Linked DNA regions of Homo sapiens: region 2 is linked to region 1. A link is an interaction called in ENCODE POLR2A ChIA-PET data of the cell type or tissue named here. Cell type or tissue: PC-9. All regions are shown on one strand.

The links. ChIA-PET counts read pairs that join two places held together with the same protein. Peaks named below come from ENCODE experiments on the same cell type or tissue, not always from the same donor. Only the 100,000 strongest peaks of a DNase experiment are listed, where the experiment ranks them.
Region 2: POLR2A ChIA-PET joins it to region 1 with 9 read pairs; 4 of 35 experiments call an interaction of 5 or more read pairs at or near these places.

The regions. Positions count from the first base shown.
Region 1 is chr13:110,573,833-110,577,832 of GRCh38, forward strand. No RefSeq gene overlaps it. Among named protein-coding and RNA genes, the nearest start is that of RAB20, 14 kb to the left of the region's middle. In PC-9, no CTCF peak of the experiment used is centred here; a DNase peak (open chromatin) is centred at 1,909.
Region 2 is chr13:110,291,011-110,295,010 of GRCh38, forward strand. The region is part of intron 1 of COL4A1 (collagen type IV alpha 1 chain); the gene reads right to left. Among named protein-coding and RNA genes, the nearest start is that of COL4A1, 14 kb to the right of the region's middle. In PC-9, no CTCF peak of the experiment used is centred here; no DNase peak of the experiment used is centred here.

The DNA.
Region 1 (4,000 bases):
CTATGCGATGCACCGTATGTCATTTTCTAGAGTGGATCTAAAGTGCTGGAAGAAAAGAAACAAGAGTCACATCCACTTAAAAAGCCATATAAAAATTAAATTATGATATGTTCACAACACAAAAGAGTAAGGAAAGAAAATAAAGAACTAAATTTAGTTTCTTTAGAGATAAACACTAAAATGAAATGATAGCACAACTGTAATTGCAAATGAATTTTCATTAAATGGTAGGAAGACTAAATCAGCTAATAGTTCAGAAGCAAAGATGCCCTTTGTTATGGGTTAAATTGTGCCCGCCCCCCCAAAAAAAGATACTTTGAAATCCTACCCACCGTACTTCAGAGTGTGAACTTACTTGGAAATAAGGTTTTTACAGGGCAATCAAGTTAAAATGAGGTCATTAGGGTGGGCTTCAATCCAATAGGCGGGTGCCCTTATTAAAGGGAGGGATTTGGACACAGCCACACTGAGACGAAGATGCCATCTACCAGCCCCAGCACACTGGAGGTGCCGGGAGCGGAAGAGAGGCTGGACAGAGGCTCCCACGCAGCCTCAGGAGGAGCCAACGCTGCTGACACCTCAGACTTCTGTCCTCCAGGGCTGGGAGACAAGGCGTTGACATTGTTCTAAGCCACCCGATTGGTGGTACTGTGTTTCTGCAGCCTCTGAGAACTAACATACCTTTAAAGATCCAGAGGATTTAGTAAAGCATTGTGGCACATACTCAATGTGCACCAAAATTAGTCTTACCTGTTAAAAAAGCCAAAATCCCTCACTAACTGTACGTGGATTCTGAGAAGGCAATAGAAGAGCATATTCACAATGTGAAGTAAGACACATCAGAGTTAGGTTTGTTGCAGATTTTACAAATTTCAAGGACGCTAACCAATCAGCCACTGTAATTTTTCAATCAATTTTAGCAGAGGGGATCTACTCCCATCTCCTAGATAGAGCCACGCAGGTGTCACAGACTAGCTCACACGGCACAGAGACCCCCCCAAAATCTGCAGACAGGAACCACTCCTTAATTAAGATCTGAAGTGACTACTTACACATTAGGAAAAAAAAAAAAAAAAAGACCCAACAATAGCATTGGAAGATACATTCATCAGACCTAATCCTCACAATAGCCTTGGGAAGTAAGCTTTGTCCTCCAGCTTTACAGAAGAAACCGATCGTGAGAGGTGATGTCCCCCACCAAGTACACCAGGCAGGAGCCACAGAGCTGAGCCACGGTTCCCACAGGCTCCACGGGTCCAAGCTGCCCACCAGTACCTGGACAAGGACCCCAGCAGTCCAGAGAGGAAAGAGACAGCACAGTCCTTTATCTTTACTTCCTCAGTGGAATCACCAGGAATTGGTGTGCAAAATCATTCCACATTCTAAGGTGTGCAGTGTGGTTGTGCTGCACACATCCGTGTATTTTCAGATGGCTACAGTGCACTCAGCAAATCCATTATGCTGGACTTAGGGGCATTTTTTCTACTTTTGAGCAAAAAGTGTATCTGGCTTCAACATGACTCAAAACCAGAATTTGAAGCAATGTATCTGCTGCTACTAAATTTAAATCTGCTGCTGCTCTTCACAACCTGCAGGAGAAGGAACGCATTTCTTCGCTGGACAGGATGCCTTCCCCAGGGGCTACCATCTGCCCTTCCAGCCTCTCCCTGACACACATGGAACTTCTGGGTGGCTCCCAAACGCAGGCTGACGTCACCAGATGCTGATTCTGATCCTCACCCTTCCACCCCCCATGTCAGCCCTGACCTCAGAGCCTTGTTGCCCAGCAAGCCACTTCATTCTGTGCAGCCTCTGGGGAAGCTCCGTGGTGACCTCCGCTGGCAGGATCATCTGGCCCTGGCTCCTTTTTCATCCTTCATTGGTTAGCAGGTCAGTTTCTCCCGCTGGATGGAGAACTTCTGCAGAGACGGCCAAGCTGAGCCCTCCCCTCACCGCAGGGAAGAGCTGAGTCAGATGAGAGCAGGGAGGCCAATGTCACTTCCCCAATGTCACCAAACGTCAAATAGAAAAGTTCACCTGGAAGGAAGCAGTGGGGACAAAACCACCACAGGGCGACTTGTGGGCTCACAGACAGAGGCCCCGCTTCCCCAACACAACCACCTCTCTCCTTCCCTCCCTCCCACACACCCCAGAGGTCATCACAGCAGCTGGGCGTCCCGCAGCCCATTTGTCCATCCCCCACCCGCTCTGGGGGACCTGCTCCTACACAGCAGACCCTGAAACCAACATCACCTGCGACTTCGTCGTGGCCCAATCTCGCAGTCGCTTTAGCCTTTCAATCTACTTGTCTTGCACCCTGTTCCCCACTTCCTTCTTTTTGAAAATCGATCCTGGACCTTCCCAACCCACCTGACCACAGGGCCCTTTACCTCCCCAGGGATCTCCCTTTGATCAAGTGGGTTTGCTCTTTAAATAAACTCCACAAACACCTGCCAGGTGCCTTGCCAGTTTTCATCTCTGTGCTGGTTACGTAGAAAATTGTCCACATTTCCCCCAGTGATTCAGGAGGCTGAAGGGGGAGAATCACTTGAAACTAGCCTGGGCAACATAGCAAGATGCAGTCTTCACAAAAAATGTAAAAACTAGCCAGGCATGGGAGCATCTGCCTGTGGTCCCAGCTACTCCAGAGGCTGAGGCAGGAGGGTCACTTGAGCCCTTGAGTTTGAGGCTGCAGTGAGCCAAGAACACACCACTGCGATGTTGTGATCTCGGCTCACTGCAACCTCTGCCTCCTGGGTTCAAGCAATTCTCTTGCCTCAGCCTCCCAAGTAGCTGGGACTACAGGCGTGCACCACCACGCCCAGCTAATTTTTTTGTATTTTTAGTAGAGACTGGGTTTCACCATGTTGGTCAGGCTGGTCTTGAACTTTTGACCTCATGTGATCCTCCCACCTCAGCCTCCCAAAGTGCTGGGATTACAGGTATGAGCCACCATGCACAGCCAATAAAAAATTTTTTAAATAAATAGATTTTTTTAGCAGTTTTAGGTGTGCAAAAACGAGTGGAAAATACAGCGTTCCCATGCCCCGCTCACACTCCCTCTGTTCCGGTTTTCCCTATGACTAACAGCTTGGCATTCGTGTGGTACAGTTGTTACAATGGAGGAGTCAATATTGCATTAGTATTGGCACAAGTATTACAATGGAAGCATTGATATTGATACATAATTATTAACTAAAGTCCACAGTTTAAGTTAGGGTTCATTCTTCATGTTGTACCTTCTATGAGTTTGGACAAATGTATAATGACATGTATCCACCATTATAGTCTCACCCAAGATAGTTTGGTTTTTTCTTTTCTTTTTTTCCTTTTTTTTTTTCTTTCAAGGCAGAGTCTCACTCTGCTGCACAGGCTGAAGTGCAGTGGTGACATCTCGGCTCACTGCAATCTCTGCCTCCTGGGCTCAAGCGATCCTCCCACCTCAGCTGCCCAAGTAGCTAGGACCAGAGGCATGTGCCACCACACCTGGCTAATTTTTTTTTTTTTTTTTAGACAGAGTCTCACTCTGTCACCAGGCTGCAGTGCAGTGTCACGATCTTGGCTCACTGCAACCTCTGCCTCCTGGGTTCAAGTAATTCTCTTGCGTCAGCCTCCCGAGTAGCTGGGACTACAGGCGTGTGCCATCACACCCAGCTAATTTTTGCATTTTTAGTAGAGACCGGTTTCACCATGTTGGCCCAGATGGCCTCGATCTCCTGACCTCGTGATCCAACTACCTCGGCTTCCCAAAGTGCTGGGATTACAGGTGTGAGCCATCACACCCAACCAATTTTTTTTGTTTCTTGTAGACATGGGGCTTCTGTGTTGTCCAGGCTGGTCTCAAACTCCTGAGCTCAAGCGATCCAACTGCCTCGACTTCCCAAAGTACTGGGATTACAGGCATGAGCCACCAGACCCGGCCCTCATGAAGGATAGTTTGACTGCTCTAAAAATCCTCTGTGCTCTTCCTATCCATCCTTCCCTCCCCCAACCCCTGGCA
Region 2 (4,000 bases), 280 kb before region 1:
ACAGGGCGGGTGGGGGGCTGTCCTGACCTGAATCACGTGCACAGACGTGAGTGTCCTGCCCGCCCCTCTCCTCAGGACACTTGCAGCTCCCACCTCACCTGTCCGAGAACACTGGGGCTTCCCCTCCTGACCTTAAGGTGTGTCGAGGACCTGGTGTCTAGAAAAAGTACACCGATGCCAAGTAGCCTGGCATCACATTAGCCACCCACTTGTCTCTTTGATCATCTTCACGTTTTGCACTAAATTCATCTAAACTCTTGATCTTGTCTTTTCATTTCTTCAGCATTTCTCAGCAACCAAGAATCTGCCATATTTTTCTGCAACTAGGAGGCAATGGCGAGGGAGCTTTAACCATGCCATCTCCTCACAGCTGGCTGTCCACAGAACTCATCTTCCATGTCGGGATGTGCTAGGGGTGCACGGGAGCGCCATTAGTAATTTCACCCAGGTCACAGCATGGACCTCGCTGGCCTGGGCAAATCAGACCACAAGTCAGCCCTCTCCCATCGCCTTCTCAGCCCTGCGAGGCTGGCCACGTGGCAGGGACTAGACTTGTCAGTTTCCTTATCACCCACCCCATGTCAAGTGCTGAAAATGCAATGGCCTTCACTAATTGTGCAGAGCCCTGACTGCCCCCAAGTACATCGCACCTTTTCATAAAAGTGTTCACAGAAACACCTCTCCTGTGACCAGACCCGGCTTCTTTAGTGGGTTATTTACTTCTTGTCTCCCTCTTCAAGAGCTCTGAGCTGGGTTCCTAGAGGGATCATAATCGCCAGTTCCACCATCTGCAGATGAACCAATCTAGATTCACCTTCAAATTTCCATTTTCTAGCATGACCTTGACAACCAATTAGTCAATCAAGAGACACACTTACTGAGCATAGATTCTACATGGCGATGCTCAGATACTGTGCCATCCCTGGAGGGGCATGGAGAAAGAAACCAAAATGCAGCTGAGAAGATGGGGTCTGCACACATGTCTTTCGAGAGATTCATGCCAAACATTTGATACAAACAATAAGATTAACATTCGCCAAAACTGTCTTTCCGACCGATTTTCCCACCACCCTCAGAAGTGCCTGCATCCTGCCTGCCGCTGAGAGCCAAAGCTTTGGAAGCATTGTCAAATTTAGCTCTATTCTTATCTACTGCCAAATTCAGGGTCTTCTTCCCTGGAAAATCTTTTTGACAGTTCTTACTATAAAAATCTGCTACCAAGGCCCTCTAGACCAGCAGTCTGTGGCATACATCTCTGAGAATGTGATAAAAGTTCCAGGCATTGTCTTCTTAAAAATGCACTTGTGCACAGATTCATAAAAATTTGCATATCATCTCAAGGGGTTCACGGGCCCCCCAAAAGAGGCCATGCTGTGGTCTAGACTGGACTATAGTTTCTTGACTCTCAACTTTTCATATATTTCCAATCTGGAGGTGGTTATTTTTGTTAGTCCATTCTCACACTGCTATAACTGCTATAAAGATACTCCTTGAGACTGGGTAATTTATAAAGTAAGGAGATTTAATTAACTGACAGTTCTACATAGCTGGAAGACCTCAGGAAACTTACAATCATGGTGGAAGGCAAAGGGGAGGCAAGGCATGTCTTACATGGTAGCAGGAGAGAGAGCGAAGGAGAAAGCACAATTTTTAAAACCATCAAATCTCATGAGAACTCACTCACTATCATGAGAACAGCATGGGGGAAACTGCCCCCATAATCTAATCATCTCCCACCAGGTCCCTCCCTCAACATGTAGGGAGGGACAGGAACTCAAAGGATGATGACTGGCAGGTAGGCAGATGGGATCAATGGGTCATCAAGTCAATTATCTCTATGTAAAGGGTCAGGAGAAACAGGATATGTCCAGGGTTCTCACTAGCATACAAAGGCAACTGCCAGGTAATCTGTGTCACTTAACAGCCAAAGATATCACGCCTCAAATTCATAAGTAGATTCTAGAATTGTGGGAAAATAAATTGGCTGTTATTTTTAAAAAATCTCAATTCCCACCTACACAACTTACCCAGAGCACCCCCTAAAAGTGCAGTCACTCTCTTTCAACTAGTGATAAATGCTGGATTCCATTCAAGGTCACCGTGCAGGAACACTTAGTCTACTCCCCAGTGCCACCGTTGGGGGCTGGAGGTTTAGCCCTCCCATGCAAATTAGCAAAGTCCCAAAGCTTAGGCAAACATGACCAAAGGTGTGTAGGACTGTGGCACCTAGAGAAGTGTTTCTGGACGTCTGCAGGCTGCCAAAGCTGGGGGCTCGCACCTGTGGCATTGCTCTGACCCAGGGAAGAGTCAGTAAAATGTTGTAGAGGTAGCGGCTGCTGCGTCTACCTAGAAGGCTATGAATGATAAGAAACTCAACCTAATTACTTCGCTTTGCCAACTATAGCTTTCAAGTTAATGCTACAGTTTCTCAAATGGCACAAGTGCACATCATATAGAACTAGAAAAAGTTGTATTAAAAATTTGACATTATCTTCTAGAAGTTACTGCCAATCATCTGACTTGAGATGGCAATTGACTCTGCTCAGAGATGGCAGATAGGCTCAGATACAGCAACCCAAACTCAGGCCTGCACTTTCGAACATGCTGTTTGAACATACTGGAAACACCAGCTGATCTTCCTCACTCTGACACTTTAAGAAGACAATTGCCAATTAAGGAATCAAATTAAGGACCATTTCTAGAATTATTTTCCACCAAAAAGGCTCTGTAACCTAGCACACTTCATCAGAGCTTTTCACATTATACCCTTTCCCTTATTAACAGCGTGTCACTGTTGCAGGATAATGTGGGACATGCACTGCCAATTGTCCAGGACAATTCGCCAACATATTTTGCCAAGAACTTTGACCTGCGTTTCCTTGTTTAAGCCTCTGAGTGTTCTCACAGCAATAGTTTTCATGTTTCTGATTCATTTATCCCTAACTCACAAATTAGGTTTCTTTTGCCCAGGAAACCTGGTAAGCCTTGGTCCTTGGAACCAGATTTTAATTTTGACTCTCAGAAAAGGCTCAAGTGCTCATTGTGACCAGAACTCCTCCAGGTTTGAGTAGGCGCTGAGCTGGAGGAGACGAGCCCCCAATTTCTTGGTGCTGCCATACATTGTGACAGTCTGTCCCTGAGGGTTGCCATTGTGCAGAGATGGTAGCACGACCACTCGGGTCCTGTGGAACTAGAGGTCTGAGGTGTGTCCCTGATGATTACAAGAGCATCTCTTTTCTCTGCCTGCCTCCAGCCCCTTCACACAGGGTCCGGCTGACATGGCCAAAGAGCAACACAATTTTAAGACAAAGGACAATATTCTTGCATCATTACAGTTGTGACACACAACATCCTCATCAAAGTGCCAAGAAATCTTGCACACTGGAGAAACACATTTGCTGTCCACAGCCTCCCTCCCATTCCTCCATCTGGTATTTCCACATCTGATGGTTTCATCCACTCTAAACCCAAGTGGTATTTCCCATGGCTAGCTGTACTTAATTCCCAGGGAAGAGAGAAGAGCTCTGCAAACCCATTTCCTACTGGAGAGATATTTCAAAATTTCCAAAAATTGGAACAACTCAATGTCTGTTAGTCTCATGAATGTACTTCTGAGACACAAAGTAGACACAATTTCCTATAAAGGACTCCAGTCTCTTCCTTACAACTATTTTAACAAAGTTGAATTTGGGAGGTTGAACCATCCCTAAAATAGCAGAGAGGGATATCCTTTTAAATAATTTCTAGTTCAGCATGATAAAAGGCAGAAATTGTTTGCTTCTCTGTATTCATCCCATAAATAAATGCTGAGGGCAGCAATTCTTTTCTGTTTGTCTCCAAGTCTAGAATAGTGCCTGGCACATAGTGGGTGTACAATAAATATTTCTTACATGAATGAATGAATATCATTCATTTTATAGGAAATGCACACATGGTCTACTTATGTAGTGTATATGTGTACATATGTTTATATGTATTTAAAATCTAATTTTGTGAAGTT